2 separate regions of the Homo sapiens genome follow, and region 2 is linked to region 1. The links are chromatin loops, found by intact Hi-C in ENCODE. Cell type or tissue: ascending aorta. All regions are shown on one strand. Each heading gives the region's core, and the rest is flanking DNA. Links, peaks and the distances in the headings are about the cores only. Region 1 overlaps CMSS1 (cms1 ribosomal small subunit homolog). Region 2 holds the start of LOC105374009 (a long non-coding RNA gene).

Region 1 (12,132 bases), core at 4,529-9,528:
TAGAGACAAGAAAACTTGCTTAGAGACAACTAATAGCTTCCCACTGCCTAAGTGTAAAGCCAAAATTCTTTAAGATGCCAAACTAGTACAGCTATCTCCAGTTCATTTTGACATCTCCTCTGGTCCCTTCTCTGCCTGTTCCACTACATCACCAGCCTCTCCAAAACCTCAAGCTCTAGCCCCATGATCCACACTGCTGTTCCCTGAAGGAGCCCTGCTGGCTCATGCCTCTATGCCTCACACTGCCTGCTCTGCCCCCAGCTCTCTTCTTCTCCTGCAAGAGTACCAAGATTCAAACCAAGCTTCACTGGAAGTGTATTCTGAAATGTTGTCTAATTCTACTAACCGTAGACCCATGTGACCATTTCCCCGTGGAATTCCTCCTACCCTTCTGTGGCACATACATGTTATAATTCTTGTTGGCTCTCAAATGTCTCCTTTCTTTGCATGGTCCTTGAAAGGTGGGCCTGAGTGCTATGTAAGCACTTTCCTGCTGGGCTCAGTCACACACTGCCCACTGTAGCAGCTTTTTCATGGCTGGCATTAACAGGCCCTAGTTCTCTCTCTTCATGGCTCTGCTCAAGCCGTGGCAGTTAAAAATAGACCCTGGGTGGCTGGTTATTTTCCCTTTCTGTTACTGTTCTCTTAAATTCAAACTAAACCTCCATGTTACCTTCAAATAATAATAATAATAATAATAATAATAATAATAATAATAATAATAATGCATGCAGGGCTTAATACCTAGGTGATGGGTTGATAGCTGCAGCAAACCACCACGGCACAGATTCACCTATGTAACAAACCTGCACATCCTGCACATGTATCCTGGAAATTAAAATTAAATTAATTTAAATTGAAAAAAAAAAAGAAGTGACATTTCTGAGCCCATTGAGCCTTTATATAAACATATGAATATCCAGCCCTAATAACTAAAAAGAGGCTATCTTGGAAAATGCTTTGTGATGTGCTGTTTCATATCACTGAAAGAAACCTGTGTTTTCATTAAACAGGTTCCAAACACAGGTTTTGTTGAATCTAAAAAATGACATTTCAGCTGTTATTAGGCCTATATTAAGAACATACAAATATCCAGGCCTAAGAACTAAAAACAAGCTATGTGTGAAAAAGCTTTGTGATGTGCTGCTTTATATCACTGAATGGAACCTGTGTTTTCATTAAACAAGTTCCAAACAAACACACACACCAAAAAAAAAAAAAAAAAAAAAAAAAAAAGAAAGAAAGAAAAGAGAAAAGGAGAAGTGCCAAGTAACTACTGATTAGCTTAATTTCCAGTCTGACGGCTGAACTACTCTGCAGAGGTTCATAGGAGGCCCCAGAGGGTGAAAATTCCAACTGTTTACGGTATTAAAGAAGTGATTAAGAGCACTGTTTTGTTCCTTAAAAGATGTCTGATGATATTACCACACAGAAACCTAATGAGGATCTTTCATGTCTCTCTCTCTATATATATATACACACATATGTGTAGATACATAATTTTGTGTTAGCATTTCAAAAATATCACAACTATTTGTGAAAAAAACAACATTCTGGCTTCAAGTCTTGGTTGGGTTGGCTTTCTTCAACTAAATACTTTCTGTTAATGCTTAGAATATGTGGAAATCAGAATTCTTAAGAATAGCTGCTATGCATACAATGCATGTGGTTCATTCGCTGCTGTTACTACTTTCCATGCTTTATCACCGGCTTGGCCCTTTCACTGCCAAATCAGATCACCCTGATGAATGTTTTGTCACTCCTCTACTTCATACAGTATTTTTTTTGCTGTATATCAAATAAAAAATAAATGTACAAACATAAACACAAGTATTTTTATTCTTACAGTATGTTAAGCAGGGTTAAGAGGAGGTACAAAATAGCATCAAGATTTCTAGCTTGGGCAGCTGGGAAAAAGACAGCATTATTAAATCCAGCTAGAGCCCTGGACAGAAATAGGTAGGAAGACCTCTTTAAGAAGAGGTTCCTGGATTTGGAAATTAGGAAGCCATTGGTGAGGGCAGAAGCTGGACTGTAAGTCGGGGGTGGGAAATTAGGAGATGAGTACAATGAATTCAGGCAATGTGAAGATGGAAGAGAAACTGGCAGAGTGGGGAGCAGGGAAAGGGAGATTTTATTAGAAAGTGGGACCACTGGGCGTGTTATAAAGTTGTGGAAAAAGAACCAATAGTGAGAAAGAAACTACAGCTACAGAAGGGAAGGGGGTATTTGATGGGCAAGATTTAAGAGGCGATGCTTATGATCCAAAGCTTACATGGAGGTGGCTGGGCGCGGGGGCTCACGCCTTTAATCCCAGCACTTTGGAAGGCCGAGGCAGGTGGATCATCTGAGGTCAGGAATTCGAGACTAGCCTGGCCAACGTGGTGAAACCCCATCTATAATCTCATCATTAGCCGAGTGTGGTAGTGGGTGCCTGTAATCCCAGCTACTAGGGAGGCTGAGACACAAGAATCACTTGAACCTAGGAGGCGTAGTTTGCAGTGAGCCAAGATCATGCCAGGGCACTCCAGCCTAGGTGACAGAGCAAAAGTCCATCTCACAAAAACAAACAAAGCTTAGATGGAGGGGACAGAATCGGAAACCAAGAGCAATACTTCCAAAGACAGGAAAAGGAGAACATGTGTAAAGATGTGAAGAGGTGTTGGGGGCAGAGGAAGGAAAGCAACAAAGAAGAAAGGTGAGGAAGGTGAAGGTGTTTGTGAAGGGTGAGAGTGGTTAAGGAATAAGTGGAAGAAAGGGCATGAAAAGAGTGTTAAAGCTTTGGAATCATGGCTTAGCAATGAGACAGAGGCAATAAGGAATGAATAAATCTATTATTGACAGGACCCATTTGAAGCTGGAAACTTAAAAACGTGTCAGTCAATGAACACTTACTGAATAACTCTGAAGTGGCAGGCACCTTACAACCTAGCCAAGGACTCCAAGGTCAAGTCCGGGAGTTAGGCAAGTAAATACGTCATAACAATGTGGTAAGCGCTATGTAAGAAGTCTACATAGGTTATATGGGAGAACAGAGAAGATGCGTTTAATTCAAGGGTGGGATGGGATGTAGTTTCCTGGAGGGGGAATATCTGTAATCTGTGAAAATGGAGAACAGGCCATTCGAAATTCCATCTTATTTCCTTCCAGGATACACTAATGTGGAAGGAAGGTACATGACCATACTCTATGTAAAATCAAGCAATTAAATACATTGGCACTGAAGGATCTTCATCATCAATGCTCCAGGAAGTTATTTCATTATCATCAAAGAGTTTGATAGGCAAGACTAACGGAGCTCCAGGAAAATATGATTAATTTTTTTCACAGTCTTTCACAAGTAAAAAAGTGTCTGGCTTTGGCTGTATATCTTGTTAGAGTTCTCAAGCATTGCTGGGAACTGTTCTGAGGAACTGGCTTCCTGATTCAACTTGGGCCACTAAATTCCGGTTTAATAATTACTTCTATTATCCCCCAGAGCCAAGCACAAAGCAAATATTTTCTTAAATGCCTTCGCTAAAAAAATCAATTATCTAGCCTTTGTTTTCATCTTTTAAAAATGTTGTAGGTATCTTTCCATGAGAAACAAATATTCCGTAGGTCTCTGTTTATACTCCTTGTCATTTACAACTCTGAAAATCAAAGTCTTTACTAAGTTTTGCTAATAGCTCTGTTCCATCCTCTGTGTGAGCATGCCACTTTATTACTACAGAGAAGACTTGAGTTCTGACCTGCAGGTTCTTAATAGAAAAAACAGCACCCCATTGCTAGAATGATACAGCCATAGAATTGAAAGGGGCCTTGAAACCACTTGTGTAATCACTTAGGTGATGAAAGACAAATTACCCAGCACTTGATCTAATTTTCTGTTTTAAGTGAGAGAAGATACCCTTTCATTTACCATTATATAATGGAATCTTTGTAAGAGGCAAAACAGATGAGAGGAGAATGGCAGGATTTTTCTATTCAAAGTGATTTTGCCTTTGCTAACATTTATTGTGGGCTTATTTTATGCCAGACGTGGTGCTTAGCACTTCAATTATTTCATTTTACCCTAACAATAATCCTAACAGTCTGTTGTGACTTTTTTTTTTCTTTTTTTTTGAGACAGAGTCTTGCTCTGTGGCTCAGGCTGGAGTGCAGTGGTGTGATCTCAGCTCACTGCAATCTCCACCTCCCGGGTTCAAGCGATTCTCCTGCCTCAGCCTCCTGAGTAGCTGGGATTACAGGTGGGCACCACCATGCTTGGCTAATTTTTGTATTTTTAGTAGAGACGGGGTTTCACCATGTTGGTCAGGCTGGTCTCGAACTCCTGACCTTAAGTAATCCACCTGCCTCCACCTCCCAAAGTGCTGGGATTACAGGTGTGAGCCACTGTGCCCAGCCCAGTTATTCTTATTTTATAATGAGGAAATTGAGGCTTAGAGAAACTGAGAGTCAAACAGAGGTTGAGTTCTTTTTCTGGTTTTGCCATTAACTGATGAGTGACTGTCATCAAGTTTCCTAATGTCCCTTGTTTGTGTTAAACTGGGAGCCATTATGATACCTATCTCACAGTGTGGCTGGATTATTATGTGAGATACTGGCCCAAAGTGTGTCTAGCATGAATATTATACTCCCTCTTGGCAGCAGGATGGGGTATCAGAGAGAACCTGGGCTGTGGAATTAGATGACCTGGGCTCAAAGCCCAGCTCTACTATTTCTTAGCTATGTGATGTTGGGCATGGACTTCAGCTTCCTGATCTTCAAGTTTGTCACCTGTGAAATATGAAGACCAATATTTGTACCTCACAGTTACTGAAGTGTTAAGTGAGATGAGCCCTCATACAGCTTGCTTAGCCTAAGGCTGCTACAAACTGAGATGCCACCACCTTCTCCTCCTTGAGGGTCACATGTACAACAAGGTAACTCTCTTAAGGGTGCAACAAAAATAAGGAATGCAACTTCTAAGAAGACTGCAGGGGAGCTTTAAGAGACTTACAATGTGGGAAGAGAGGCACTGGTCAACCACAGAGCAGGTCAGTGTGGGAGGTATGCCTTGGTGCCTTCTGCCTCCAGCATGGGCAGACTATTTGTGGATCAAGGAAGACAGGATTCCTCATGAAAGGGCACAACTGAATAAGCTAGCTAATTGCCTATGTGGACTGTTTGGGCAGTTCTCTGTCAGTATAGACTGAGTTTCTAGGAAAGGCCATCACTGTGGTTTCATTATCTATGAAAAGCACATTCCAGTAGAAATGACAAGTAATCAGTGTTTCAAATATATTTATAGCATCTTCCTATTAGCAAGACAATAGGAACAGCCCTCACAAAGTCATCTTAGAAAAGACTGGTTGGATTTTATTGAATTCTTTAAAAATGCAAGGATTTAGGACCCCATTCAAAGGTAAAATGGTCCAACGTGGCATGAAATAGAGACAGATCAACTGCCACCTTCCTAGGACATAATAATTATACAACTCCAGTCCAGACAAAGTGACATAAAGGCATCTGTACCTCAAACTGCACCCTCAGAACCTCTGCACTACTTCACTTCCTTAGAATTTCATTGGTTATCTGATTTCTCAGTCTAAGAAATTCTACTTCCTTAGAATTTCATTGGTTTGCCCTATGTCTAGAAGCAAAAACTAGACATAGGGTAGAAGGTAGAAGCAGGTCAGAGGAACAAAGAAACGATTGGTTATAGCTTAACCAATAACTTAACCAATATAAATAAATGATTGTTGACAACACAGAGGAAGTAGAAAATGAAATACAAAAAGATAATATTATTTAATACTTCATATGCTGTTTATATACATAGCATTGACCTTTAAGTATGCAGCTAAGTATGAATTACTTTAAAATATATTTTTATCAAGATGACAATTTTTAAAAAAGTTCTGGCACTTGATAGAGAAAAGGAACAGTCATGAGAAAATCCACCTTCAGAGACCACTCAGTTCAGTGACAAAAACCAAATCAATGAGAGGCTATATTCTGGGTTATTTCCAAAACTATCTACAATCCATTGCCCATTTTGGGGGTATACCTCTATAGCATTCTTTTTTTCATTATGCAGAAAAACAATCCAACATATAAAGATTGAAATTATCCTTAACTAATTCAAATAAAATCTGTAAGACACGTTTTCTTGTGTTTCTTCTTAGGAATATTCATGAGCAATTTAATAATAACTGTTTCTGTTTTTTCCCTTCTTCACTCAAAGCTAGTAAACTATAGATATTATTTAAAAATATAGGGTAGAAAGAGGAAATTCATGCTTCTTGAACAGTGCTCTCTTTCTCTCTGTGTGTATGTGTTTAAAAGCCGTGTATCTATGCCTATAAGAACCAAAGCATAGTGTTTTCTAGCACCAGAAGTTTAATAAACTGAGAATGTAAATGATCCATTCCTTGTGGCTTCTATTCCACAATGACTAAGCCAACCATGAATGAACTCCACACAGATCCTGAATTCTTTACACTGGTTCTCAGAGTTGGAATTTTTGGGGCTGGGGTAGGATCAGCCAGAAAATTATTCTGTTTCCTCAACTTGAACAGACATAATGACTGGCAGAAGAACAGCTGAGGAAAATGTTTGAATTGTATAGTGATAATTTGCTCATTATGAAAATACCTTAGATGTCTAGCTTAAGCCAAAATAATCCAATTGAAACTGCCCTAATTTGATTTAGGAGACAAATTTTGTGATCAGAGACTATATCAGATCTCAAATAGAAATTGACCCTTATTCCCCTTATTAAGTCAACGAAAAAAAAAAACACATCTATAGGAGACTGTGGTCTGTGCGACTCTTAACAACCTCTGGTGATGCCTGTGCCAAATCTATATATTCTCTTTAACAGCTTCAGAGTTGGCCCTAGGTCACATGTGCAGTTACATATGGTCCACTGGAATAAACAGTAATTTTTAAAATAAATTTCAACTAAGGGTGTGGGGGCAGGTATTCTTGCAGATTGACTTACTTATAGGTTCTCTCACTATTACTTCAGAACCTCATCTAAGGCAAGGGTCAGCAAAATATGGCTGTTTTGTAAATAAAGCTTTATTGGAACATAGCCACAGCCATTCACATGTATATCATTCCATAGCTGCTTTCTGGAAAGATAGAGTTTGAGTAGTTGTGGCAGAAACTGCAAAACCTAAAATATTTACTGTTTGGCTCCTTACTGAAAGAGTTTGCTGACCCATGATCTAAGGGTACCTATTGGGTCAATTAGTCACTGGATGTCATTAGGGAAGAGACATAAGGTGGCCAAGCCCAACATAGTGGGGACTGTGTATATGTGGTGGGGGAGGTGGTCAGGCAGCAATGATGGTACAAAAACACTTGCTTCATCACTATTTCTCATCTTTCTTAGTCTACTATCTCACAGAGTTGCAAATACATGAGCTCTACTAGGTCAAGTCCAAGCGATTTTTACCAGGGAGACTGGACTAAAACAAAATCTCATCATTTGATGACTTTCAAGACAACCTCATTCATTCAATCATTCATTCATTCGACAGAGTACATACTATGCGCAAGGTATCCGTGAGCAAACAGACCACGTCCTGTACCCACAGGACTAAGGGTTCAGTGGGGGAGGTTGAAATTCTTTAGATAATAATATAGATGTAAGTAAAATAGCTACTGTAATTACTGGTAGAAGAAGGAGGTCTTAGTGCTACTAGAGTGTATAATGTGGTTATGAAGTCAGGGAGGACTTCTCCAGGAAGTATCAGCTGAGGGCTGAAGGCTAAGTGGGAGTTAGCTGAGTGAACAGCTGAGGGAAGAGGCCCAAGCAGTGAGCACAGCACAGGCAAAGGCCTATGAGTGAGAGAGAAAATAGTTAAGTGTAAGTGACTTAACTCAAGGCCAGCACGTTAGGTGCAGAAAGAGTGACAAAGGGAGGGGCATGAGGTGAAACTGTGGGCCAAACCAAGCAGGGCTTGGATCCCTCTTAACAAGTTTTGAGTTATTCCAAGGGCAGAGTCAAACCCAATAATCCCTGGGTGACAGCCTTCCCCTCCCTCCAGCTACTACTGTCTCCGTGATCAGTTTTTCTCTCTTTCTTTCTCTCTCTCTCTCTTTATTTTTACTCTCCTTTTAATCTTGGGCCAAATACATAGCTCTGTTTTGAATATTTACCTAAGTCTCCAGCACCATATTCAATGAGCACAAAGCAAAAGGAAAACATAACAAAGAATTTAACACACAGCTTTTTCTGAATATATGAAACGTGTAAAGAGAATCGTGGGCTGCCTCCATTCCTCTTTCTGTCTGGGGAGGCGAATATTGGAAATGGTGAGTGGGGATAGTCATACAGCCATGGGCCACTTCCTGCTGGGAACAGCACATTTTAAAACTTCAAGTATACTATCCGATGAATGAAATTTTGTAGCTGAAAAGGAAGGAAAGTCACCAGGGGAGACTAGTGAAAACGGAAGATAATATAAAGAAGTGAAAAAATCTCAGGAATAGGACATGTGCATCATGGCCCTGCCACTTATTAACTTTGTGGCTTTGGGCAACTTACTTAACTTTTCTAAGTTCTGATTTCCCTACCCATAGAAATAAGAATAATCAGGCATCCATCACAGAATTGTTAGGATTAAATGAGATGCTGTAAAAATTTCTAACATTTAGTAAGAGCTCTGGTATAACTATCATCCTTTTCCAGTAATATAGTCTATTTCCGATACATAGCATGGACACAGAGAAACCAGGGCAAGTGGCAAGAGAAAATATAGATAAGGAAGTAAATAAGAAAAAAGTCCTATCTACAGTTACAGTAGGTGGCTCCTTGTGCTTTATAAACTTTACCTACTTTTGTTCTCTAACCTAATGGTTCCAAGTGACTAAGTGACACCTTAAAATGACCTTGTCCCCAATCCTCCTTAGCAGGTAGCCAAAAATACATATAAAGTCGAAGGTAGAAGCATACCTTTGATTATGAAAGTAAAGGTTATTCTGGGAAATAATTAATGATATCCAAGAATATGTATAAAGCAGCAACAGAACAACTCAGCCTGATACCTCCCTAACACACACACAGCTGATTAAGAATGTCCTTGGTAATAATTGTGATGGATTTTAAGGAAAATATGAACAAATCAAAGAATTATTTCTACATGTAAGTCTCATTCTGATTCTCAGAACTTAGAAGACCAAAAAGTAAAAATTCTACTTTAGATACATAATGGCTAAAAGAACCACTACAAATATTTCATTGTGCAACTCTAATCACCTTTTAAGTGTTGTTGTACCTTTCTGATTAGGAAATTATAACATAAGCACCATGCACTTCTTTGTCTTTCTTAGGAAAATATTAAGTACTTTGAAATACAGCCATGTTAGTGCCCTGAGAAAGATTCCAAGGTTGCTATAGAATTGTTTGTTTTTCCTTCTTTCAACTGATAAAACGTACTGCGAGTAAAATTGCCTGTTGAAAGGTGGGACTATACGTGGAAGCACAGACAGTTATGCATTCCTGACTTCCTCAAGTAAAGAACTACTATACAACTGACTTTTTAGACAGAGCTGAAGAACAAAAATCCTAAGTATATTTAAATATTTAACCAAGAAGCCAGTTGCCAACTATGGAGGGTTTTATTTAAATTTAGCTTATTAAAAACAAACAAACTGAATCATACAAATATGTCAAAATAAAAATTGAGGAAACCAGCCTAAAGTTTTTTTGTAGGCCTAGCCTCAGCATTTTTAGAACCAGGAGGTTACAAGGCAAGTTTTTCTTTAGTTATAATCTTAACAATAAATCACTCTGGCTACTTGCTCACAGATTTTTGGGAACTTTATCCTGCTTTCACATTTATGAAATATTCCTCCCAATTTTTTTTGGAATTTACTCACCAAAATTTATGTCAGGTGGCATTCAACTAACAGCTGTATGCTAGGAAATAAAATGGCTAAAGGATTCTGGATATATCTTGAAAGAATTGGCCACATTTTTAAGACCACACAGTTATGCAAAAAGACCCCTCATAGTATGGATGTGTGCTGGTTACAGTGTGCAGTTTACAATGAGGGTGTCCAGTCTCTAAGTCCTGCTGAGAGGGAGTGGGGCAAATCAATCTCCAGATCCTTCCAACCCTGATGATGTCTTATGATTCTGAGGCTCTCTTCTTTCTTCTCTTTTTCTTTCCTTTCTCTTTTTCTTTCCTTCCTTCCTTTTCCTCTTTTTTCCTTTCCTTCCCTTCCACTTCCCTTTCCCTTCCTCTCCCTTTCTCTCTCCTTTCTCCTCTTCTTCTTCCTCTTTCCCTTCCCTTCCCCTCTTTCTTTCTCCCTCCTCCTCCTCCTTCCTCTCTCTCTCCCTTCCCCTCCCCTCTCTTTCTCTCTCCCTCCTTTCTTCTCCTTCGCCTTCTCCTTCTTCTCCCCCTCCCCCTCCCTTCCCCTCCCCCTTCTCAGGCTGAAGTGCAGTGATGATATAATCATGGCTCACTGTAACCTCCAATTCTTGGACTTAGGTGATCCTGATCCTTCTGCCTCAGCCTCACGAGTAGATGGGACTACAGGTGTGCATCACCCTACCGAGCTAATTTTTTTTCTTTCTTATTTTTACTTAATTTTTAAAAAATTTTTTAATTTTTTTATTTTTTTGGAGAGACAGTCTCACTATGTTGCTAAGGCTGATCTCAAACTCCGGGGCTCAAGTGATCGGGTGTGAGACACCATGCCTGGCCTGAGACTCTCTTTTCTAAACAAACTTTGGTTCTTCTCTCCATGTCCTATACCATGCAATGTTTTAGTTTTTGGTATACTGTTTGGTAACCATGTTTCTAATGCACTACTGTTAACTACTTATTTTTTGGACATAAGACAGCATTAAAATGATGACATACTCTATAAATCAGAAACAGAATGTTATAGCTTTAGAATAAAAAATACTTATTATCTTACCACCACCATTGTCTACACAGCTCTGCTTTTAATTTTGTTTGAAATATGCTCTACAGGTCTGATTCTCATATTTTTTATTCAAGTCTATATGATGAGGTAATCTGTAAATATAATAACAGCTTCCTCCATGAAAGGAAAAAATGTGCAAATAAATGTCCTATTGTTAAAGATGAATTATTTGGACAAATATTCTAAATTCTTATTTCATTTTCAAATTCTCAACTTTCAGGGCCTAGAAAGGTAGTATAGTGGTCTACCCCAGCAGTATACATGCCTTCTATTTTTCTTTTTACCTTATTAAAAGTATTCAAAACAATTTTATATTTTTATTTGGTAAGGGAAAAAGAATTTAGAGGGGAGGTAGAATAATGATTATGAGTTGCGATTAAATCCTGCAGCCACTGTCATCATGACTTTAAAACAACGAACAGATATTTTTCTCAGCCGAGGACAGTTCTCATGGACTCCTGCCAGTTTTGTGAAGTCCAGACAAAGTCAAGGTTCCTTTTTAGCTCTGGGTCCCTTCTGGATCCATAGGGAAAAGGCCACTAAGGTGAAGGGGGTGGGGCAGGAAGGACTGGAGAGTGGTTAACTAAATATCCAATAATAGGAGAATGGTTACATAAATAATGGCACCTCCATACAATGAAATACTATGTAGCTATCAAATATCATGGTATGGAAGATTTATGACAATAGCTAATGTTCCCTAAACAATATGTATAGTATAACAGATACAAAGATAAGAAAGTCTATGGGAAACTATACAAAAGGTCAAGGGTATAAATCTCTGCGTGGTTGAATTAAAGGTAAATTTTAAAAATTCTTTGTGCCTGCTTCCCCATTTTTCAGTGCTGAATATATTATTACTTTTTTTTTTTTTTTTTTTTGAGACAGAGTCTTGCTCTGTCGCCCAGGCTGGAGTGCAGTGGCACAATCTCAGCTCATTGCAACCTCTACCTCCCAGCTGCAAGTGATTCTCCCTGCCTCAGCCTCCCGAGTATCTGGGATTACAGGTGCCTGCCACCACGCCCCGCTAATTTTTGTATTTTTTTAGTAGAGGCGGGGTTTTGCCATGTTGGCCAGGCTGGTCTTGAACTCCAGACCTCAGGAGATCCGCCCACCTCTGTTAGCACCTGTGCAACAAATGACTGTATCCTTGATGGAGACAGTGCCTATTGGCAATTTGGTACTTTGTAGTATAGAGCCAGCAAATCACTACTTTAAATA
Region 2 (12,132 bases), core at 3,271-8,270, 210 kb before region 1:
GAAAAGAAGTATTATGTTTCTTTTTTTTCTTTGAGATGGAGTCTCGCTCTGTCCCCCAGGCTGGAGTGCAATGGCGTCATCTTGGCTCACTGTAACCTCGGCCTCCCAGATTCAAGTGATTCTTCTGCCTCAGCCTCCCAAGTAGGTGGGATTACAGGCGTGTGCTACCACACCCAGCTAATTTTTGTATTTTTTAGTAGAGATGGGGTTTCACTATGTTGGCCAGTCTGGTCTTGAACTCTTGACCTCAAGTGATCCACCCGTCTCAGCCTCCCAGAGTGCTGGGATTATAGGCGTGAGCCACTGTGCCTGGCCTGAAAGTATGTCTCTTTAAACAATTATTATTATTATTCTTATTTTTAATAGCGATGAGGTCTCACTGTATCGCCCAGGCTGGTTTCAAACACCTGGGCTCAAGCGATCCTCTAGCCTCAGTCTCCCAAAGTGCTGGGATTATAGGCATGAGCCACCATGCCCGCTGGAAAATGTGTTAATTGACTGCCTGAGACACCTAACCATAACAGATACTTATGTTTTGCTCCTTGTCTTTAGGAAAATTGAAGCTTGGCTATACCTGGCAGGTTCAGTTCTTCTAATTCAATCACCAAGCGTCTGCTGCTATAATAGTCCTTCATCAGCTTCTGTAGGTCTTCAGGTAACCCTGGTTTTGGTTCTGATTTTGCAAGAACATCAGTAATTTTCTTCTAAGATATGAGAAAGAAGAAAAATGGGACGACATATTTTAAAATGGCATTTGGTTGGAATAGGTTAGTTCCTCTGGCATTTAAACGGCACATAGCTTTTGGTGTTAGCCAAGTGTGAATGTGGGTTTTAATAAATACATTTGAGAAAATTCACTAAATACTTCTTGGACATAACTATTGCTTTGAAAAATGAAAAAATGATCTAGAAAGCTCCCTGTAACTCTTGGTCTATGACTTCCAAGATAACTAAATTTTTGCAGGCATCTCCATACTGGGGTATTATTTTCTGTTAAAAGTAAAGAAATCTCATTGCTATGGAGAGCTCTCTTTTAGCCCTAGATGATTTATATTCCTGTAGGATTAGAATTTTGAGAATTTCTTGCCCAATCTGGTTTTTGAGGTGCTGAGTCTTAGTTTGGATTTCTGTCATTAGTGTAAAACCCGCAGTAGGAATCTGAGCATAGGGGCCTACTGAGAAGGGGACTTAACACCCTCGATTCTCAGGTCTTGGATAACTGATGGTATTAAAGTGGCCCTATGCAAAGTAGAAAAAATATTACAGGAAATACTTTCCAACATCGATTTTGATTTGGACTCATTTGTGTAGCATGTATTGAATGCTGCAGTAGTAGAAACCCACAATCATTCATTTATTTCCATCATAAGCTTCCCTTCTCACTTCCTTCTAATGTTCCACCAAAGATCCAGAAGGAGCATTCCCCACCCCTGACCCCAGATTTTCCCCCTCCTTCTACAATATCCTCATTTCTAGACACTTGCCAAGAATGGTCAAGCCTCTGTCAAAGAAATTAACTTTTAAAAATATGTCATCAGTGGGCACATTTTAGTGTGACCTCAGTCAAGACTAAACTATCTAGCTAGAGTTTTGACCTTGAGCCACCAAGAACTTAACACTCCAGAAGGCCATTAGTGTACAAATTATCAAAGCGAAGTTAAAGTCACTTATTTAAGGACTTGCCAAACCTCAGCCAATTTGGCATCTCCCATTTTCCTATTTGGCCATTTGTAAGAAAAGAAAACATATGCACACACACTCTCAGTTTTCTAAAAGCTTGCTGTTAAGTAATAGGTTTGAGTCCATCTTCTTTCCTCTAATCCCAATCGTATTTCCTCGGCTGACTTCAGCAGCAGACCCCTCTTGGCAGGGAGAGAATTACACTGCTGTTTTCACAACTGTGGGAGAAGGTCATAGCTAACCATACTTTCTCCAAGGCTGAGCCATAAAAAAGTTTGTATATGAGAAAGAGTCTTTCCTGTGCTCACCAGCAAATATCAAAATGCAAGGTAGGGGAGCTTTTTTGACCTAATTTATGGTTCCAAATTAGTCAGAAGTGCCTCATACTACCTTCATCTGCTTATTATTTTCTTTTTATTCATACTTTAAGGTATAAGGTCTTAAAATCCGGAATGAATAGAAAAAGGAGGTTGGTATATTTCTTTTCATGGACAGAGCCAGAAGGGCCGGGGGAGGATAGCTCTGGACTCCTTCTAGAATTAGAAATCTATGTCTGACATCTGACCACACTGAAAACATAGGGTGGGTAACAAAGATATTTGGCACTCCACAGGACTGAAATAGGAGTCAGAAGAATTTATTCTTAGCTCCAACAGAAACACTTATTAGTAGTGACCTTAGGAAAGTCACCAAACCTCAAAGAATCTTACAATGTCTGCATCTCTTAGGTGGGGATTACAATAGTTGCCTCAAGAAAGTATGATATATAAAAATGTGATGGAAACCATGTGGGGCCATACAAATTTAAGAAATTATTAATATTACCTTTCTTCTTTTCCTGGTCTTGGTGGTATTCTCTTTTCTTTCCTTTGGTTGTATCAAAAAACATTCTTTAGGCTATTAAGAAATACAAATGAGAACATTTTAATCTTTTCATGATAAAGTGTCAATTAGTGGCATGAACCCCAAAGTACTTTCTGCCATGCATGTATTCTTCAGAGTATCTTGGTAATATTCTACAGAAAGAGAGATGCTGGAAGATCTACCGTAGGTTACTATGCAGCGGTTGGGCTGAGAGAATTTGAGAAAGTCAGAAAGCGCAGATGACTTAAGACTGGAGAATCTTTGAGCAAGATCAAATTGTGAGTGAGTGTATATGTGTGCTTGGTGTGGAAGTGCAGTGTATTGGAGATTGAAGACAGTGGCTGAGTTTGTATAATACAGCAGAAATCGATGTGATTAAAATTAAGATGTGGTAAGACAGTCTTTGACTAGAGTGACTAAGGTTTTCCATGAACTAGCTGTGTGTGAGCCTACATTTCCAAGTCACTGGTTTATTGTTTTGTATTATACATTCCTTTCCTCTTTTCAATAAGCATAGAAAATCCAAAGTAAGATATATTAACTTACGTTTTTATAAACCAGCTGCATCAAATGCCTTTGCTATAATGACTACAAAATGAATGTCTTTGCTACTAGTCTGATAACCGTCTCAGCACCACAGTATCTAGAGTAATCTGTTTTGCCTGTTGCCTTGACCCCTGAGTACCCCAGTTTAGTACTATTTTTACCCTGAGGGCTTTTTTCTAATGTAGAAAAACAGGAAATTTGGACTAAGACCTTGATTTATAAAATAGAATGCCCCAGATTCCATATTTATTAATCATAAGCAGGAGTATAAAATGTTTCCTGTGCTGGACCTTTTATGCAACATTGTCAAACAAGTTGCCAAGTAAGATATAAAATGTAAGTGAAAACTTATTCTGAGTTTTCCTTGATTAACTTTCCATTCCAACCAGAGAATACTCAGTTTAAACTGATAAGCTACTAACTAAAGCAATCTTGTCTCCACTGGCTCTGCTAAAATGATTACAGATGAATCTTTCTATGAAAGCTTGCAGACAGCCTGCAGATTGAGAATGTCTATGGCCTGAAGTCAGAGAGAAAGATATAATACTACATAATTTCTTCAAGACATGGGGCCAAAGACCCGCAGTTTCAAGATTCTCTTTTAGTTATTACAGAAATAGATTTAAAAAGTTCAGGATTAAAGTGACATGGGAAATCTTGAAATTTTAGTTTCCTCTAAGATAAAACAAAAAACCTGCAAAGAGCAATTGCATCATAGCTAAAGAAAAGAGAGATATGGCTTCTTTTATTTAGAAAGTTAAACTGTCTTGTGGATGTAGATACATGCCAATTTGATGCTGGTACATGCCAATTAGAGACTGTGCCAAGGCCACTAATATGTCACAGAAGCTGCCAGATGGCCATAAGAGTCCAATTACAAACCAGGCCAGTGTTCAGCTCATGTTCCTAAGGCAAAGGCCGGGATATGATTAGCAGATCCCTTAAACTATACTGCATTATCTCTACCAGTATCAAGGTTTTTGGGAAGCGTATTTAGAAACCTGTTACAATCTATTAACGTATGGAGGTGTTCTCGAGGAATATGTTCAGTGTACTGGTTGCATTTGTGCTAGGTTTACAAAGCCAATTAATTAAAACATGACATAAATTAAATCTAGAAATGAGCTCAATTGTAAGAATATGGACTCTTTAATTCTGGGAGAAAAAATAAAAATGTAATTCTGAATCATGCACAGGAAAACGAAACATGCTTGATGAACTGCTTTAGCCATGATATTGCTTCAGTTAAATGATAGGTTCAAATTCTTACATCATCCTAAAGGAAATGCAAAATAATCTTTGGTTTTGGAGACTAGTTACTTTAGCTGGCTGTGGTAGGGTGCCAATGAAGAGGCCAATTTTATGGGGTCAATTTCCATAGAGGTGAGATGACTTTATGGAGAAATCCAAATCCACAGTATTGAAAATTCTTACATTTAGTTAACTGCTTTATGAATGTTGCTGTTTACCCTCAGGGAGACTAGGTAGGAAGATGTGAAAGAATCCGGCCAAGCCACTAAGCATTTCTGGAAACCAATTCCAACACTGTGTGACTTTGACAGTTGATAAGTAATGTCATTTCTTTATATGAAATGTAGCAATTTTAAATATGTAGTCTGAAGAATCACACTCCCCTAAAAAAATGTTGCTTTTAAGGGAAGCAACTAGAGCATATTTTCAATTCCTTAAAGTATCAAAAATTACTTTAAGAATGATTCTCCTGGTTACACATGGCAAATGGACCTCAAAATACCAGTAAACTGAAAATAAAGGGCATTGAAAAGGACCTATTGAGCAGGATCTATATAAAAACCAAGAAACCAGGAGAGAGAACAACAGTAATGGAGAGATTTCAACAACTTTTTGGAAAATGGAAAGTGGCTGGAGCTGGATAGAAGTGACTTGGCACAGAGAGAAAGCTAGCAGCTGGGTTTCAGAAGGGGTGGAAGCTAACAATAAGTAAGTCTTTGACCTGCTCGACTCTGAGAAGGTCCAGTACTTTGGAGGCACAAAGTACTACAGAGAGTAAAGGGTTAAAAAAGAAGAGATTGGCTGAAAGTTTATATTTAGAATGATTAGCTACTCCTGTCCCCCACTAGGTGATATCTCCTACCCTGGTAGCCAAGCAACTATCCCATTACTGCTTCCTTTCACCTTGCCTGTCCTGCCAGCCGACTGGAGATCTATTCTCTGAAGACATCAAGAGGATCAAGGCTGGGCCAGGGGAGAAAGGGCAGAGGCTGAGGCTTGCCTCCATTTCCTGTCCCTATTCCATGCTTACATATTGCAGGCAGGAGACTACTGAATTCCTCTTTGGAAAAATGGAATGGCCTAAAAGAAATACCATCAGAGAGTGACGTTTGGGAGTTCCATAGTAAAAAATCCAGCTTGTTATCCTATCACCCTACCATGAATACACTAATTGACAAACCCAACTCATCACTGTTTCAGTGTATCTCTCTTCAATAAGAATGGATAGCTAAGGTTCCTCAGACATCTAAGGAAAGTCTCCAACACAAGAGCAAATAAATAACAAAAAGAAAAATGAACCTAGAGAAAAGTGGGATGGTACCTCAAAATAATGACAATTCATATCCTCAGAGAGATAAGGGAAGATTTTGCAACCATGAAACAAGAACAAGATGCTGTAAAAATGGGAAAAACAGTTAAGCATTAAAACAAATAAGAAATGTGGAATAAAAATAAACGAGGAAGGCTTGAAGATAAAGTAGAGGCAATGTCCCAGAAAGAGATGAAAAATGAAAAGAAAAAAGTGGTGAGAAAATCAGAGAATCAGCCCAAGAGATTCAATTTTTCAATAAATGATATTATAGAAAAAGAGATCACATAAAACAGTAGGGGGCTTGGCATGGTGTCTCATGTCTGTAACCCTAGTGCTTTGTGGGGCCAAGGTGGGAGGACTGCTTGAGGCCAGGAGTTTGAGACCAGCCCTGGTTACATAGTGAGACCCTGTCTCAACAACAACAACAACAACAAAAAACAGCCAGGCGTGGTGGCTCACACCTGTAATCCCAGCACTTTGGGAGGCCGAGGCAGGTGGATCACGAGGTCAGGAGATTGAGACCATTCTGGCTAACATGGTGAAACCCCATCTCTACTAAAAATACAAAAAATTAGCCAGGCGTGGTGGCAGGCGCCTGTAGTCCCAGCTACTTGGGAGGCTGAGGCAGGAGAATGGAGTGAACCCGGGAAGCGGAGCTTGCAGTGAGCCAAGATCGTGCCACTGCACGCCAGCCCGGGCGACAGAGCGAGACTCCGTCTCAAAAACAAAAACAAAAACAAACAAAAAGGCTGCGCGTGGTGGCTCACGCCTGTAGTCCCAGCACTTTGGGAGGCCGAGGAGGGCGGATTACGAGGTCAGGAGTTCAAGACCAGCCTGACCAACATGGTGAAACCCCGTCTGTACTAAAAATACAAAAATTAGCTGGGCGTGGTGGCGCACGCCTGTAATCCCAGCTACTTAGGGGGCTGAGGCAGGAAAATCTCTTGAACCTGGGAGGCACAGGTTGCAGTGAGCCAAGATTGCGTCACTGAACTCCAGCCTGGGTGACAGAGCCGAACTCTGCCTCAAAAAAAAAAAAAAAAAAAAAAAAAAAGAAAAAAAATTAGCTAGTGTGGTGGCGCATACCTGTACTCCTAGCTACTTGGGAGGCTGAGGCAGGAGGACCTCTTGAGCCCAGGAGTTCAACGTTGCAGTGAGCTATGATTGTACCACTGCACTCCAGCATGAGTGACAAAGTGAGACCCTTGTCTCTAAAAAGGAGTCATCAAAGACATAAAACATGACAAAATAAAATTTAAAAAAAAGAAATATATATGACAAACTTTTGTGTTGCCTGAAGGAAACTTTCTAGAACATAAAACTCCAGATTGAAAGCCCATTAGGTATAGGGTACTATGAATATGAAAAATACCCATACCAAGGAGCATCACTGTGAAATTTCAGAAAATCATGGGCAAAGAAGATTCTAAAATTTTCCCCTTCAAAATAATAACATACAAAATACAAAGGATCAGAAAAAAGAATAGTGCCAAGATTTCTAAAAAGCAATAATGGATGCTAGAACTTAATGGAATGATGCTTTCAAAATTATGAATAAAGTTTATTTGCAAATTAAACTTTTATACCCAGCCAAAGTATCAATCAAGTGTAAGAGTAGAATAAAGACATATTCAAATATGAAGTCTCAAAAAATTTACTTCCTACCTGCAGATACTGAAGGCTGTATTTCAGAATATAAAGGGTGAAACCAAACAAAAGGAAGCTATGGGATTTAGCCAAAAAGGAGTCCAGCCCAGGAGGGTGCTGAAGGGGCATCCTAGGATGACAGTTAAGAGGTCTCAATTGTTCAGTGGGCCTGGAGAATAACCAGTTTGGAGTGAAATAGAAATATGGAGTTTTGCAGCAAAACAAAACAAAACAAAACAACTAATCTATTTGAGCATATGGAAAATATTATTCATGGGAATGTGGAAGAGATGTTGGAACATATGGAAACAATTAACAATAGGAACAGAGTAAGCCAGGCAAATAAAGAAATGAAGCAACTGTTAATGCCATGAAAATAAAGAGCTGTATAAGAAAGGAGGGATGGTTATAGCTTCTTTCTCTCAGTGTTGAACAATATTTCCATCATCATAATGATGTAATAGTGACAACTGTTTTGACCAAAATGTGGTATCTTGTTGGCAGGGGAGGCAGCAGTTGGTGAGGAAATAGGAAGTATAATAGATAGGAGAACCATGTCCTCATATGCTATGTCAGGATGTCAGTAGATTATGTCAGAAATCGATAAGTCAAGAAATACCCGTGTAAACTGTAAGGCAGAAAGTAAGGAAAAAAGCTAGAGAAGCTGAAGTTTTCTCTTAGTAAATAAGTAATACTGTTTGATTTTTAAATTTTTTAAATTTTTATTTTTTGAGACAGAGTCTTACTCATTCTGTTGCCTAGGCTGGAGTGCAGCATCATGATCTCAGCTCACTGCAACCTCCGCCTCCTGGGTTCAAATGATTCTCCTGCCTCAGCCTCCTGAGTAGCTGGGATTACAGGGGTGTGCCTCCATGCCTAGCTACTTTTGTATTTTTTGTAGAGTTGGGGTTTCACCACATTGGCCAGGCTTGTCTTGAATTCCTGACCTCAAGTGATCTGCCCGCCTCAGCCTCCCAAAGTGCTGGGATTTACAGGCCATGAGCCACCACGCCCAGCTGATATTTTTTAAAAATATATGTATGATTATTAGGTTGGTAAAAATAAAAAAATTTAAATTGCCATTTTACAACAAAACAAGCATGTTCATTATAAAGATAAAAACAACTTAGAAGTGGCTTTTAGTTTCTTTTGGACATGGTCAAAGTTATTCAATACACACTCACCAAAATGTCAAACATTAAAAGGCCAATAACTCCAAATGTTGACAAGGATGTACAGCAACCAAAACTCTCACACACTGATAGTGGGGGTGCAAAATGATACATTATATAGGAAAAAGATCTGACAGTTTTTTTTTATGAAATTGAAGATGACTCAGCAATTGTCATGTATTTACTAAACAAAAATAAAAATACATGTTCTGCTCTGATGTGAACACTATACAAACATCACTATGTACCCCATAAATACGTAGAATTATTATGTGTCAATTAAAAATGTAAAAAAAATAAAAAAGCTTAAAAACCATTCCCCAAGAAACTTGTATGTGAATATTCATGGTGGATTTATTCACAATAGTGCCAAACAAGAAATAGTCCCAGGCTGGGGTGGCTCACACCTGTAATCCCAGCACTTTGGGAGGCCCAGGTGGACGGATCACTTGAGGTCAGGAGTTCAAGATCAGCCTCGCCAACAAGGTGAAACCCCGTCTCTACAAAAATACAAAAATTGGCCAGGCATGATGGCAGATGCCTGTAATCCCAGCTACTCAGGTGGCTGAGGTGGGAGAATTGCTTGAATTCAGGAGGCAGAGGTTGCAGTGAGCTGAGATCGCGTCATTGCACTCCAGCCTGGGCGACAGAGCAAGACTCCATCTTAAAAAAAAAGAAAAAAAAAAGAAAAAAAAAGAAATAGCCTCAGGTGTCCATCAATAGAGGAATGGATAAACAAAATGGTACATTTGTATAACTGAATACTACTCAGTGTTCTAAACTGAATTGTATTGCCTTGAAAGTCATATGTTAAAACCCTAACCCCCAATGCCACTATATTTGGAGATAGGGCCTTTAAAGAGGCAACTAAGGTTAAATGAGGTGTCATAAGGGTGGAGCCTCAATTCAATGTGACTGGTGTCTTTATAAGAAGAAGAGACACCAGGGATATGCACAGACAGAGAAAAGACCATGTGAAGACATAGTGAGAAGGCCATCTGCAAGTGAAGGGGAGAGGCCTCAGGAGAAACCACACCTGTAGACATCTTGATCGCAGACTTCTAGCTTTTAGAACTGTTGTTTCAGCCACCCTGTCTATGGCATTTTGTTATGGCAGCCCTAGCAGACTTAATGTGCTCAGCGATAAAAAGAAGTGAAATACTATACACTGACATGGAGGAATCTAAATAATACTGTGTCGAATGAAAGAAGCCTTAAACAAAACAGCATGTAACTGTATGATTCCATTTATATGCCATTTTAGAATAGGCAAAATTAATTTTTTAGAAAAAATATCGGAACAGTTGTTGCCTCTGAGGCAAGGAATTTAGCATCGTGATTGACCCAGGTGGCATGAAAGGATTCTGGGGGTGATGATCCTGTTTTTTCAATCCAGACTGGGCTTTGAATTACATAGTTGTATTTATTTGTCAAAATTCATTGAATGGTATATTTGACATTTGTACATTTATTGTATATTAACTTTACCTCAAAAGAAAATATACATACTTTAAGATAAATATTAAACATTAGTCAGTGATATGCATGCTGAAGTATCTGGAGTGAGTGTACTGATTTTGCAAACTACTCTGAAATGTGTCAAAAGTAAAGTGATTGATGAAGAATGCGCTTGAACAACACTATGAAATTTTGGACTTTGAAGACATGGAAGGTGAGGGCTTGAAGAAAGAAAAATCTTATTGGAAACTAAAGGAAAGGGGCTCTTTGTTATGCAGTGGTAGAAAGTTTAGCAATACAGTTTTCTGAAATTATATGGAAAATGTGTCTATTGGCAAGGGTAATCTAGCTAAGGAGATTTTCAAATAGTGTTGAAGGTGACACCTGATTTCTTCTTGGGTCTTACAGGAAGGCGTTGAATTGAGAGAAGGAAGATTAAAGATGAAATCAAGGGTGTGACTTAAAACCATTCGTGAAGACCTCAGAAGAAACAAAGATGGTGCCTCAGAATACGATTCAGTCACATAGGAGCGCTTTAAATAAATTAAGGGTGTGCTCACAGATTTTTTTAAACAAGCTGCCTCTAGGAAGCTTAAGGAATATTGCCTCATATTCTCTCAGCAAGGGCCCAAGGTAGAGAAGAGATTAGGGGTGTGACTTCTGCCTAATGGAGTGAACCCCCAGAAGCATCACAGGTGACACCCACAGTTTTTAAAGGAGGTATATATGCAGAAATACCACTAGTTTGGGCTGAGAGAGTCAGAGAACAATGAGAACAGAGGCCTTTGGACACGGAGAATTCTGTCAAGAAGCAGGCTGCATTAGCTGTTCAGTTGCAAACCCATTCTGCTTTTAATAGAAAAAAAAAAAAAAGAAGAAGGATAATTGGAGGACAAAACAAAGCCCCAAGGGCAGAGCCAAGAACCATGGAGAATTACTCTTAGGCCTCGAGACTTAATAAATAAACTCCTGATATTTGCTTGGATGGCCTTCAGAATGCTGTGTACCAATGACTCCATGTGCCTCCTATTTGCCTTCTTTTGAATAGAAATGTCAATAAAGGTTATACTACACTTGTCCCACCACTGTGTGTTGAGCATGTGGGAGAGGTAACTTGTCTCTTTAGTTTCACAGGTTAAGAAGAAGAAATGTACTCAAAGAGCTGTACTTAAGGAATTAAAACTGAGGAGCCCCAACTGCACCTGGACCTGATTTAGATGACAAGATTTTGGATATTGAGCTCACACTGCAATGGGATGAGACTTTGCAATCCTTGGAGGGGTGAGTATATTCTGCACATTGAAGGGATATAAGTCACTGGGGGGCCAGAGGAAGAGTGTGGTAGCCAGATTCCAGGATAGCTCCTCATGATCTCGATCTCCCGGTACTCATATTCCTTTGTAATCTCTTCCCCATGAATGTGGACTGGATTTACTAACTCGCTTAATATGGCAGAAGTGACGAGGTGTCAACTCTGAGAATAAACTATAAAAAGATTGTGGTTTCTGTCTTGGGTGCTTTTGCTGGTTCCCTCTTGGATCACTCGGCCTGGGGAAAGGCAACTGCAACGCTGTGAGGCAACCCTGTGGAGAGGCTCAAATAGTGAGAGATTGAGACGTGCCGGCATCCACACCAGTGAGCTGCAAGGTAAACTCTCCCCAGCTAAGCCTCCAACCCCAGCCCACAACTTGGCTGGTACCTGACAAGAGAAGCAGAGCCAGAGGCACTGAGTTAAGCCATGTCTGTGAGATAACAGAAACTGACATAATAAATGTTTTTGTTTTATTTTAAGCTGCTAACTTTTGGGCAATTTGTCAATGAAACAATAGATTAATACACAGAACAGAACTGAGAAACCATAATGAAAAGGAAAAAGGTGAATCAGAGAATGAATAGGACACAGCTCTGTTTTCTTTCAACAATAGATAAGCATAATCTTGGAGATGAAGAGTGGAAGAAATATGAAATGACCAATGGTCAAATAAAGTAGTAGCAAGAAAATACAACAGTAGAGAAAGGAGAGCAAGAAGGGAAAGGGAGAAACACTCCTGCTGAAGATTCCTTTATGATTAAAGGAGATAAACAAAGGCCAGCAGAAGAAAAAAGAAGTCCACTGTGGTCTCTGAGCAGGAGAAGATGGGTCATGGAACCACTGAAATGTTACTGACATCATGGAAGCATCAAGGAAAAGTCAAAAAATCC

What was found. Peaks named below come from ENCODE experiments on the same cell type or tissue, not always from the same donor. Only the 100,000 strongest peaks of a DNase experiment are listed, where the experiment ranks them.
Region 2: it touches region 1 in a loop (2.7-fold over the local background); 3 of 110 quality-filtered maps call a loop at or near these places.

The regions. Positions count from the first base shown.
Region 1 is chr3:99,946,798-99,958,929 of GRCh38, reverse strand. The region is part of intron 1 of CMSS1 (cms1 ribosomal small subunit homolog); the gene reads right to left. The region is part of intron 1 of FILIP1L (filamin A interacting protein 1 like); the gene reads left to right. The region is part of intron 1 of LOC105374010 (a long non-coding RNA gene); the gene reads right to left. Among named protein-coding and RNA genes, the nearest start is that of MIR3921, 12 kb to the left of the region's middle. RefSeq lists a silencer at 9,518-9,718. In ascending aorta, for the core only: no CTCF peak of the experiment used is centred there; no DNase peak of the experiment used is centred there; H3K27ac peaks cover 4,284 bases.
Region 2 is chr3:100,150,875-100,163,006 of GRCh38, reverse strand. CMSS1 (cms1 ribosomal small subunit homolog) reads right to left here. Exons shown (of 10, transcript NM_032359.4): 3 at 2,506-2,577; 4 at 575-704. LOC105374009 (a long non-coding RNA gene) reads left to right here and starts at 2,303. Exons shown (of 5, transcript XR_007095984.1): 1 at 2,303-2,822; 2 at 10,339-10,480; 3 at 11,057-11,211. In ascending aorta, for the core only: no CTCF peak of the experiment used is centred there; no DNase peak of the experiment used is centred there; H3K27ac peaks cover 3,026 bases.